2 separate regions of the Homo sapiens genome follow, and region 2 is linked to region 1. Evidence: chromatin contacts called from ENCODE Hi-C or POLR2A ChIA-PET data. All regions are on one chromosome and are shown on one strand. The core of a region is the stretch at or near the end of the contact, and the rest is flanking DNA. Distances in the headings are between cores, read along the strand shown.

What was found. A loop is a pair of places that touch in the nucleus more often than their neighbours do. ChIA-PET counts read pairs that join two places held with the same protein, here RNA polymerase II (POLR2A). Pooled maps may share reads with other maps.
Region 2: a loop to region 1 is called in a map of naive thymus-derived CD4-positive, alpha-beta T cell, with 2.5 times the contacts of the local background. The contact joins the enhancer-like site here to the promoter of ZNF678 in region 1. A Hi-C loop is called at or near these places in 1 of 168 maps with a recorded cell type or tissue (naive thymus-derived CD4-positive, alpha-beta T cell), 1 of 37 single-sample maps with no recorded cell type and 9 of 50 pooled maps. POLR2A ChIA-PET finds 5 or more read pairs at or near these places in 8 of 52 experiments (A549, CD4-positive, alpha-beta T cell, CD4-positive, alpha-beta memory T cell and 5 more).

The regions. Positions count from the first base shown.
Region 1 is chr1:227,560,881-227,567,049 of GRCh38, forward strand. ZNF678 (zinc finger protein 678) reads left to right here and starts at 2,676. Exons shown (of 4, transcript NM_001367909.1): 1 at 2,676-2,844. It also overlaps the pseudogene RNA5SP77. RefSeq lists an enhancer at 2,632-2,911.
Region 2 is chr1:227,755,655-227,761,823 of GRCh38, forward strand. It overlaps SNAP47 (synaptosome associated protein 47), which reads left to right. Exons shown (of 5, transcript NM_053052.4): 3 at 3,341-3,831. Among named protein-coding and RNA genes, the nearest start is that of SNAP47, 23 kb to the left of the region's middle. RefSeq lists enhancers at 707-756, 797-886, 2,686-2,745, 5,814-6,169. Within about 2 kb of position 3,892, at least 9 of the 41 ENCODE cell types and tissues checked have a DNase peak (open chromatin) inside an H3K27ac peak, as active enhancers do.

The DNA.
Region 1 (6,169 bases), core at 1,426-3,925:
GCAGGAGACAGAGGCCTCTGGCGCCCACGCCCGGCAGCAGGGCGGCGCTGTGGCTGTCCCACGCTTGGCCTGGCCACCAGCTACTGCGGGAGGCTCTGGGAGGCCAGCGGAAGGCGCAGCGCGCGGTGGACGGTGCTCGGGCGTAGAGGGGGAGAGCGGCCGGTAGAGGGGGAGAGCAGACCAGCCCGGCCGCCGGCGAGCAGCTCAGGGGTACTTGATCCGAGCCCCGTGGACCCGGGGTTGCCGGGATGCCTGGAGTCGGGCGCGCAAGACTGAGCGGAGCTCTTAGGGCTGCCAGGCGTCTATGGCCATACCACCCTGAACGCGTCCAATCTCGTCTGATCTCTCGAGGCTAAGTAGGGTCAGGCCTGGTTAGTACTTAACTGGGAGACCGCCTGGGAATAACGGGTGCTGTAGGCTTTTTGGTTTCCCGGTCCCTCCCACTTTCCTCCTTTTATCGCGATGCCTCCCAACCGCACCCTGACTCTGCTCCTCCTTTTCCGCCCGCCTGCGCCCTCGCGGTACCCTGGGACCTCCTCGTGGGGCGTCCGCCACTGCAGCACCGCCAGTTAGCAGCTTCCCAGCTCTTCCGCCTGGCAGCCACCCCATCAGTAGCCCAGCTCGCTGCCCGGGGCGGGGCGGGGAGGGCCGGGCCGGGGCCAACCTCGAAGGCTCAGGGGCGGGTTCCCTGCCGTCCAGGGTGTCTTCCCTCTCCCGGGACGCCCAGGGAATTTAATTCACTCATCCAGCGCCGCTGGCACTGTCCAAGCCGGGGGAAGGGGCGGGCAGGGGAAGCGGGCCCCACAAGACACCAGCCAAGACCTCCGCTCCAGAACGCATGGGCTACTTTCCCCAGGGGAAGGACATTGCCTTCTCCAGCCACCAGGAAAACCGTCCCTGTGCACTCGGAATCCCATTGCCACCAACTTCGTATAAACTCCATTCCGGAGGACACGAGACAGACCCAGGCCTCTGCCCCGTGGGCATGCTCGGTGCCACAGCTCTCGCTAGAGGGACGGTTGCACTCTACAAATCTCGGGGCCCACCGCACCAAGAGGACAGGGAGGAGCCAACAAAGGAAAAGTCCTATGAAACGCACCACCAAAGCAACCAATCCAACAAAAAATACGTCTCAGGGCTCTGTTGGGTCACTCCGTTAGCCCTTCCACCCTGTTCTGGCCCAGCCCAAGCACCCTCCACCCTACCCTGTCCTGCTCAAAGGGGCCCTGTCTACCGGAGCAGAACACTCCCTCTCCAAGGCTCTATGGCTCTGTAAGTCCCTCATCCTCTCTCTTCTTCTTCCCCCTCCACCTCGTGCTCTTTCTGTAGCCTTCTCTCTCTCTCTCTCTCTCTCAATCCTGACTCACTCTGCCTCTCTATCACTGTCTTTCTCTCCCTCCGTTTCTATGTCTCCATCCCTCTCTCTTGCTCTCCTTCAAGCTGCCTGTGTCTGTGTCTTTGTCTGTGTGTCTGTGTGTGGGTGTATGTTTGCAGGAGGGGCAGCGAGGTGTGTCTGGGTGCGTCTCAGCCCCTCTCTCCCGGGATCCAGGGTGTGTGTGTTGGGGGGAAGCTGTGGAAAGGGTGTTGAAGGAAAGTGACAATCAGCTTCCTGAAGGGCACTGACAGGCCATTATTCCTGTGGCTTGGCAAATTTTCTGTTTGAACTTATTTCTTGTTAAGGGTCCAAGTGTACTGACTATGGAGATAAGAAAAGAATAGCTCTAAGTAGCTGAAGCTCTGTGAGGTACGGAAGATTTTTCTGGCCCAGAGAGACTTGAGTATGGGATTTGAGACACATCTCCACACCCTTTCCCAGGGGCAATTGTTTAAAGGTATGTTGTTCCTAACTAGCTGTCTCATCTGGAATTTGTGATACAAAGAACAATGTATAGCCAGTCAGTGACTTCTGGATTTTAATGTAAATTTTTGATGAAAATTTTAGGAACTGCCTCTTTTCTTAAAACCCACTTGTAATGGTTACTAGTTGGAATGTATAATCAGGGCAACTTTAGTCTATGCTCTCAGGTAGGTATCCTAAACATATGCTTTTGAATATACTTTTGAAAATAGATTCTGACTTTTTTATTATGATGGGTTGACAGGGGACTGGCCTGGGACACCTGCCTGGGTGTAAATACCCCAACCATGCGCTGCCCTGCCCAGCAGAAGAGGCGGGTGGACAGCAGGCCCCCTTTGGTCAGAAACACATGCATTGCATAGCTGTTCTGGACCTGGGTCCTGCTTGCAAGGACAGTTCCACAGGCGCACCGGAATGCGCCTCCCCTTTCCACCCGCCAGCATTCCCAAGCACGCCTCGGCTTCTGACTGTTCTGTGCTTTGGGAGGAAAACTCATCTTCAGGTTTTTCTCCAACAGAAGATGATGATGACGTTGTTTAGACACTCAGGAACAGAGATTGCAGATTGGCTTAAGAGTGCGCCCTTTATTAAAGATGGTATGCATGGAAAGACATGGAACAATTTTGGAAGGATACAAAAAAAATTGCCCATTTTGTTAATAGTCTCATTCAACCCCTTTGCTGACCTCATCTCCTGTCACTCATAACCAAAGGAGGCGGGTCCTGGAGCCCTGTCCAATCAGGGACATTGACGTGGGAACTGTCCAATCAGGAGCGCAGCTTGAGAGGCGGAGGGGGTTTCCGGGATCTGGCGGGGCCTTTGTCTTGTGCTCCAGCTGGAGCTTTGGTCCCGTATTCTCGGCTATTTATCCCCAGCTGCGGGAGGCCCTGGTGACTCTGCTGCTGCAGTGTCTGGTTTCCCTGTGACCTGCAGGTACTGGGAGTTACATAGCTAAGATGCCAGGACACCCCGAAAGCCGGAAAACGGTGAGAGTTCCCGGGAGGGTGTTCCAAGATGGCGGTCCGGCCTCCCGGCGTCAGCACTAGAGTCCGCGGCCCGGAGTCCCGGCTGGCACCTGTGGGATCTGTCACCTCTGGGTAGGGGCGGGGCCAGGCCGCCGCGGGATTCTCCTCCCATCACTGCGCCGCGGCTTCCGCCCCGGCCTCTCTGGGCGGCTATGAAGCCGCAGCCCCGCGGGTCCCCCAGACTGTGTGCTTTGTCCAGAGGGGAGGGTCATCGGGGAGAAGCCAAATCGGTGTGCGAAACATGCGTGGGAAGAGCTGTTCCATGGGGCTTATCTTAGCTGTGCAGTCCATCCTTTTTCCTGTGAAAAATGGAGTCACTTTTAAAGCTTTGAAGAGTTTGAGGAAAGGGAGTTTCATGAATGGGAGAGCGCCCAGCTATGGTGTGTGGCTTGTGGGTTTATGGAGGAGGTGCTTGAAGGAAAAACTTTTTTGTAAGGTGCATGAGGAAGCAAGCCAAATTTAATAATTGACGACAGTTACAGTCACCTTATTTGGACTGTCCAGGTGGAAATTTCCTGGTTATTTAATTACTGATTAATTGGAGTTTTGTGATTGGTTGAACTTGGATTTTGTTTCTACTTAAGGCAGTCATTAACAAGAAATGCATTTGAGCTATTAATATTCTTTTTCATGTAGAAACGCAAGACACTAGAGCCACCTCAGTCTAATTGCCTGCTAATTATTTTAACACTGCACAAGAGACTGCTTTTCCCCTGCATTTTCCAAATAACATGGAAAGCAGGGTCTTAAATCCACTCCTCTGTTCTCCCAGCCTGACTCTGGCCTGCAATAAAATACTAAATTTTCAGTTTCTTTCCAAAATTCATAAAAACCACCATCACCTCTTCAGTTCACAACACTGTCAGCTATTTGTCTTTTATTGCGTACTCCAGGCACAATATTTTAATTAATCATTTTTTCACAGAACATTGGAGGGCACTCTTTGTTGTTGCTGTTGTTGTTTTGTTTGTTTTTGTTTTTTCTTTAAGAAGGAGTCTCGCTCTGTAGCCCAGGCTGTAGTGCAGTGGCGCGATCTTGGCTCACTGCAACCTCTGCCTCCCGGGTTCAAGCGATTCTCCTGCCTCAGCCTCCTGAGTAGCTGGGATTACAGACCCGCGCCACCACCCCCGGCTAATTTTTGTATTTTTAGTATTTTGTATTTTAGTTTCACCATGTTGGTCAGGCTGGTCTCCAACTCCTGACCTCGTGATCCCCCGCCTTGGCCTCCCAAAGTGCTGGGATTACAGGCGTGAGCCACCACGCCTGGCCTGTTGTTTTTTCCCTACCCGGCTTTTTTTTTTTTTTTTTTTTTTTTTTGGTTGAGTTGGAGTCTCGCTCTGTTGCCAGGCTGGAGTGCAGTGGCGTGATCTCGGCTCACTGCAGCCTCCGCCTCCTGGGTTCAAGCGATTCTCCTGCCTCAGCATCCCAAGTAGCTGGGACTACAGGCGTGCGCCACTACACCTGGCTAATTTTTGTATTTATAGTAGAGACGGGGTTTCACCATGTTGGCCAGGATTGTCTTGATCTCTTGACCTCGTGATCTACCCGCCTCTCCCTCCCAAAGCGTTGGGATTACAGGGGCGAGCCACCACGCCTGACTTGTTGTTTTTAAGAGGATCTTGCTCTGTCATCCAGGCTGCTGGAATGCAGTGACATTGTCATAGCTCACTGAAGCCTCCAACTCCTGGACTCAAGTGATTTTTCTGCCTCAGCCTCCTGAGTGGCTAGGCTTAAATGTGTGTGCTGCCATGCCCAGCTAATTCTTTTTATTTTATTTTTTTGTAGAGATTGGGTTTCGCTAGTTACCCATGTTTGTGGAACTCTTTAAAGATTTGTTATCTGTTTGTGAAGGCAGAGAATAACCTCTTGGCACTCTATTGTAAAGAAATATTTGTGCCACTCTGCTTTTTATCTTTCCTAGGCACAGACGCCTTGTACAAAATCTTTGAAAACTTTGGAAACTTTACAGCTGGTTGTATCCTCAGCCACTCTTTTTTATTTTTATTTATTTTTTGAGACGGAGTCTCGCTCTGTCGCCCAGGCTGGAGCGCAGTGGCCTGATCTTGGCTCACTGCAAGCTCCGCCTCCCGTGTTCACGCCATTCTGCCTCAGCCTCCCGAGTAGCTGGGACTGCAGGAGCCCGCCACCATGCCCGGCTAGCTAATTTTTTTGTATTTTTAGTAGAGACGGGGTTTCACCGTGTTGGCCAGGATGGTCTTGATCTCCTGACCTCGTGATCCGCCCACCTCAGCCTCCCAAAGTGCTGGGATTACAGGCGTGAGCCACCGCGCCCGGCTCCTCAGCCACTCTTATCCTAGTCCTGAATTTCAGAATTGTCTGGGAATGGCCCAAGATGCCCACAGTGGCTATGTCTCTTGGAGTATCTAGTGAATTTTGGTTCCTGGGTTTTTTCCTCCCAGAGGACAGCCTATGGCATGGAGATGGAGCCTCTCAGTGAAGCAGCTGGATGTCCTGGGGCTGAGAGAAGTCTTCTGGTACACCCTTCACCTAAAAAGCTAACCCCTTAGACATTCTCCCCCAACCCCCAATTTCATTGCCTGGAGACACATCAGTGGTGTTGGGAAAAGACAGAAATAATTCCTGCCCTCTGGATTCTCAGACTTGTGAAGGGAGAAAAACTAGTCCAAAGGACAAGCAATAACTACTCCAGTGAGCTGGTGCGAGAACATGCAAAGCAAAACATCCCTGGGGCACACCGTGAGGCACAGTGCAGTGTCTCCAGACAGAATGGTCAGTGAGCACTTCAGTGAGCAGAATGAGGGGTGGGAGAATGTCCCAAATTATAGGATAGCCTGACTTGACGCTTGAGTCGGATGTGTCTGTGTTCCAGGTAGTACTGCTTCTCCCTGAGTTTGTCACCTTAAAAAGATTTGTTCACTTATTTCATCATCAGTTTTTTATTAAGTATATATTACACTTTATCAGTAGAGCTTGAAAGGTTAGAAAATATTTACAAAGGGTATGAACGTGGTGAATTCTAGGAAAAAAATATGTAGTCATATACTTCATTTGTTAAAAAACTCATTTACCTTTTTCTTCATCAGAGTGAGTGTAGTAAGTTTCTTAGTTCTGTTCTATTTTAAGGGTGATTTCAAACAGAATCTCAGGGCTTAAGTTTGGGAATTCTATCGGGGAGAAAAATAGGAAACGTCTCTTTTTCATTATGCCTATAGGAAACTCACTTTCACAAGACAGTATGGTAGATTAATTGGTAAATTATATAGATTCATGAAACATCAGTTCCTCTTTTTTACAGGGTGGATAA
Region 2 (6,169 bases), core at 2,642-5,141, 200 kb after region 1:
ATTATAGGCGTGAGCCACCATACCCAGCCTAGTTTTTTTATTTTTTTGTAGAGATGGAGTCTCACTTTGTGCCCATGCTGGGAGTCCAGGTTTTTAGATAATAACTCTTAACTAAAGGTGACAGGAATGCACCCACAGGCACTGGCTCACCTGCAGGCCACCAACCAGCAGAATGACGTGGAGTTTGTCTGGGACAATTGGAGGAGAACCTGGGCCACTGAGTGGCCCAACGCCAGGGGGCCACTTTTAACCAATTGCCATCTTTTAACCAATCTTTTAACCAATTGCCAATCAGAAAATCTTTGAATCTACCTGTAACATGTAAGCATCTGCTTTGCGTTGTCCTGTCTTTCCAGACTGAACCAATGCATTGATTGATGTCTTATGTCCCACTAAAACATATAAACCCAAGCTGTAACCCAACTACCTTGGGCACATGTTCGCAGGACCTCCTGAGGCTGTGTCACTGGTCATGGTCCTCACATTTGGCTCAGAATAAATCTCTTAAAATATATTACAGAGTGTGGCTTTTTAAATCAACAGTGGTAAAGTAATAGGAAAGAAAATTTGGCTTAATAAAAGCAACACTTCTGACTATATACAGTTGTTGAAAGCCTAGTAAGTTGTCACATGAGCAGTGCGTCTCTCATCTCTTTTGGATTGTGTAACGCGACTCACATTGGACCCCAGCCCAGAGGACCTTCAGTCCCCTTTCAGTTTTGAGATTCCTAGGTATGAGTATGATTTTTCTTCTTTCTTTGTCAATATCAGTTTCCTTTAAGATCTAATTTGCAAATTAGTCACCTTTAAGAAAATCCCCTGTGCGTGACCAGGTGCCACTTTGATACACAGAATATTTCTGGACCCGGCCCCGGCCATTTAGATCAGGCTCCTGCCTGTCCTTCTGCCTGCTCAGAAGCATCCTACCATCCTCAGCAGTGCCCCGATGGTGGTGGCTCTGCCCACGTGTATTTCCAGCAAACAGTTAGGGTGCTGCCTGTCTGAAATGGGGTAGATCTTGGAGGGGATGTCCCAATCATGTGGAGAGGCTGGCGAGGGACTTTTGCCTGGGGTCCTGGGGATTGCACCTCCCATGGCGTGTTGCTGCCCAACAGCAGCTCTAGGTGTCTGCTTAGGCCAAGTTACCGTGCACAGCACCCAGGGCTGAGCGTCCTGGTCCTGCCATGCCCCACTGTTTCTGGCTGTGCTCAGGGACGTTTCTCCCTTGGCAGTGCTTCCCATGGGTTGAGGTGGGAGCAGGCCTCCTGCCAGGGAGCCCAAGAGGCAGGGAAGCAGGTTGTTCACCTCGATCTCACTTTTTCCAGGTTAGAGACTGTGAGTCAGGGGAACTTTCTCCAGATGAGGGACGTCTCAGATGTGGAAGTTCAATTCCCTTAGTCTCTCTAGGAATTGTTCCTTTCTCTGTGGCTCCAGGGGCCATCCCATTCTCACATTTGAGTTCTGGGATATTGCTGGTGCTGTGCCTTTGTTTCTGGTTTTCAGCTGAAGGAGTGGAGCCAGCTTGTGTCTATGGCATGATTTTGGAACCAGAAGTCTCCACGTTCATCCCTAGAGCTTCACTATAGGGCTAGGAGTCATCACTGTAAAAGAAAACCTAAAGTCATCACTGTAAAAGAAAACGTGTGAGTGTGGCTCTTGGCAACTAAAACAGACCATCTTGGGTGCAGCCAGCACAGGGCACCATTTTGACATTTCACATCCATCTACTGCATCAAAAATCTTACAGTCACTTAGAGATAAGTCAGGGCAAGGAAGCCACGGAGTGCTCACTCATCTACCTTCATCAAAATCCCAAACGCCAGTCAGCAAACTGTGCACCTTTTGTTTTAATTTGGATAATGATACATAATCTTGACTAAGAATGGCCTATAAGAAATGCAGGATGTGTACTGTAAACTCTTGCTGAGGTCATATAATGTCTTCCCATTGATGTATGGGATACTGAAGCCAACGGCAGGTCTAGTAACTGCAGTTATTTTAAAGCAGGGGTTAATGTGATATATTGAGATCTGCAATAACTAATGTGATGAGACTTCTGTTGGTGACAGTCAAAGGTTCAACTAATACTGAAGCTGTCTACAGTCAGGATGGAAGGAAATGCCACATTCAACTGGAAGTTAGTGAAAGTAGCCATGATTTTCCCCATGTAATCTTGCTAATAATTCTAATAGGCTGGCCCATGGCAGTTAGCTTAGGTGCAGTGCCACAACCATGGCAGCCATTCCTTCAAATAAGCCCCTCCTTCTCTCCCCCCAGCATACCCACTGATTCTGTTCTCTGGAGAACCTGACTGACGCAGTCACCCTGCTGGGCAGCATGGGGAAAGAAACAAATGAGCTCAGGGTGCTCCAGGAACAGCCTGGACGTTTCTGGATCTGCCCCAAGGGAAGCCCTTAGCTCCTGTAGCTGCAGGACAGAGCTTTGTGAAAACAGAATCTGGAGTCTCCTGCTGCAGATGGCTGAATTCTAACTGTGCATGGCATCTGCTGTGACATTGAGGGCATGACCGAGAAGGAATGGGACCCTGAGAACCCCAGTGTAGACGCATGGCTGCAGTCTGCAGAAGCTGGGGACGCTGAGTCCCTGAAGGCCACAGAAACTTCCTGGCCAGTAGAGGTAGCCCTTCCTCCCAGTCTAGGGAGATTCATCCTGCAAGACGTGCCGGGTTCTCCTCAGCTTCTGTCCCCACACCTGTAGATGCTCAACTAGACTCCAATCCCAGCAGAGGCTGAAAGACAGGGTGCAGAGTGTACTCTGAGGAGGAGGTGCAGTCGGCACCAACAGGAATCTGGAGCATGCGGACGAGAGTGGGTGTTGAGAGTGTGGGTGGTGGGGAAGCATCTAATGCTGAGTCTGGCTGAGGCTGGGGGAAGGGGCCTGCTAGGCAGAGCTTCAGTTGTCACGTGTGCCTGCTACAGTATGGACAGCGCAGACGTAGAACATTCCATCACTGCAGAAAGGTCTGTTAGATAGCTCCCTAGACAGTAAGTACAGGTTTCATTTTGAATCAAGATGACCCAGATCAAGGCAGCAGGGTGTGGGCAGAGTGATATTCTAGGCAGAAGGTGTGCATTTTTGCTGTCTTTTTGCTGGTTGGCTTTGCATCTAGATGAATGTTCTCACTGCTGGCCCCCAGCTTTCTCTTCTCACACTGGAGATAAAAGTCCCTGTGCCTCCTGCTTCATGGAGTGCTTGTGGAAATGAAGTAGAGTAAAATGGCAACATGCTTTACAAAGGTTAAAACCGTTTTCCAAAAAAAAAGGTATTACTCCTTAAAAATGAACTGATCCAGTTTTCCATGTTTTGTTTGCTTTTTCAGATTGCTGACAGAACTGGAATCTCCTGCTTGGTGGCCCTTTAGCTCCAAGCTTTGGAAGACACCACCGGAAACAAAGCCCAGGGAAGATGTCTCCATGACCAGTTGTGAACCCTTTGGGAAAGAAGGGATACTGATAAAAATTCCTGCTGTTATTTCCCACAGAACAGAGTCTCACGTTAAACCAGGGAGGCTCACCGTCCTTGTGTCTGGGTTGGAAATACATGACTCCAGTTCTTTGCTCATGCACAGGTTTGAAAGAGAAGACGTGGACGACATCAAGGTCCACTCACCTTACGAAATTAGCATCCGCCAGCGGTTTATTGGAAAGCCAGACATGGCCTATCGTTTGATATCTGCCAAGATGCCAGAGGTTATCCCCATTTTAGAAGTGCAGTTCAGCAAGAAGATGGAGCTGTTAGAAGATGCATTGGTGCTCAGAAGCGCAAGAACCTCTTCCCCCGCAGAGAAGAGCTGCTCAGTCTGGCATGCAGGTTAGTGACCGACAAGGCAGTGAGCGCGTGCACAGACTTCTAAAATTACAGGCAGACTCAGCACGCCTGTGGGAAATGCCTAACAGATGCGTCACCTAGAGCAGCTGCTGGCCTCCAGCTTGCTAGAGACAGCTCGTTTGTTTATACATAAAAACAATTCCAGACCATTTTCCTTGTACTTGACATCTGTGAATCTGAAATCACTGAGAGTTAACTGTACACTTGATAGGTGCGTGAATTCCAAAGCGGTTGGTACCATGCTTTGGATACAGTTTATCCTCACCAAAGCTCATGTGGAAATTTGGTCGCCAGTGTGGCAGGGCTGGGAGGTGTTTGGTCACAAGGACTCTGCCCTCTGGGTGGCTCAGTGATGTTCTCATGGTAGTGAGTGAGTGCTCCCTCTGGGAAGCCTGGATGAATTCTGGGAATGCATTAGTTCCCAAGAGTGGGTTGTTAGGAGGCAGGATGCCCCTCTGATTCTGTCTCTTTGCCTGTGTCCGCTTCCCCCTTGAGTGTCTCTGCCACAACACGAGAGCCCTTGGTGGAAGCCAGGGCATGCCCTTGGACTTCCCAGCCCACAGAACTGTCAGTTGACTAAAGGTCTGTTCTTCGTAAATTACCCAGTCTCAGGTGCTCAGTTATGGTGATGCAGAACCTGCTACGACACAGAAAGGGCTTTCAGAATGAGTGCATCAGAGCAAAAGGAAGCTCCTGCTGTTGTCTCTGTCATCTCCCCTCATTTTGATGTGGGAACCAGCACCTCAGGATTGTTACTGGCACCATCTCCACTTCCCCTGGTGGGGCCATTCCCATCACCCCTACTTTGCCCACTCTTGTTTCCCTGGGCATTTAATCTAGGTTTTCCTAGCCTGGCGCCCAAACATGCTATTAGGGATCTGTGTGTTGGAGAACTGTGCAGCGTGGTTCTGTGTGTTTGTGGCATTCTCAGATGTGTGTGGAGTGGCCATGGTACCTTCCCGCAGACTCCATTGTAGATTGTGAATGCTCAGCTGGCCTGTCCTGGGGGCCGGGCTGAGGGGCAGACACCCTGGGTCTTGGCACGTCCACCACGTTTGGCCTACCTCCTCCCTAGCACAGGACCGAGGCTTATGTGCTAGGAGCCGCCATGGTCCTGCCCGTCTGATGGGAGGCTGGTGGCCTCTTGGTGTTATTCTTGCCTTTACCCTTTCCTTGGTTAGGAGGTGGGGCCTCTGATGCGTTGTATTTGTTTTGGCCCTGCAGGTTTTGCTCTATGGATGGCCTGTTCTGTTTTCTTCTTTCCTCATGTGCTTTCTTCCCCCACAGATGTGCACGACTTTCCTACTATCCTAGTCCATCAGCCTTGGCTGGCTTTAGAGGCTATAGCCACTTCCTCTAGAGTCTCTTCCTCCCTTACAGAAATCTTTTATCTTGCCATGGTAAAATCCACCGATTTTCCCCTGCAGTTTGTCTTCGAGCTCTGATTAAGAAATCTGAATGTCATAAAAGACTCCATTTTCTAATATTAGCATTATAGCTAATACGCATGCATGTATACATATGTACACATGTGTATCAATGCCTATGTATTGTGCATGTATGTGACATGTACGTCCACACTATAATGCGTGTCTATACGTACAGCATGTAAAGCTGTATTCTTCAGGATTTTAAATGCCAGGTGTCTGTTAAAAGTAAGAGATATTTGCTACCCTTTCGGTTTCTCTAATTTTTCTCTTAAGAGAAAGATTTCAGTTCCTATAACCTGTTTCTCTAACATGAAAATGTTTTGCTTGCTATTCCAGATGGCTTCAAGTTTCGGAAAGAAATACACATAATAATAGATTGAGTCCCATGAGCCCCAGGGCTGAATACACACCCTAAAAATGAAAGGTGCACACCTTAGATATGCAGCACGTAGTTGAATCACAGAAAACCTACCACCTTTCTGTATATGTCTTAAAGTCAGGGGTTGCAAAGAGAGGCATTGACCCCTATGGAATGGAGCATGTGGTGTGAAATGTAATGAAATCCATTGATCAAGATGAGATCAAAGGTCACCATGAGCTGCTGTCACTAAAGTGCAGGCCTGAACCCGAGTGTCCTAGTGGGAGACAGGCTACAGAAGCATAGGAAGCAGAGGTCTTCACCCACATTCAAGGTAAATGGTACAGGCGTACTCCTGCACGTGGCTTCAGGGAGGAGGTATGTGACGTGCTGTGGACTGGTGGTGTGGGGACTGAAGAGGGGTCCCTGGGTATGTGTGGCGTCAGGCAGGAAGTTTGTGACATTCTGTGGAGTTCAGGACTGCTCTCCAGGGTCCCAGTAGAGAAGCACTCAGTGTGTTTAGTGGCCCTGC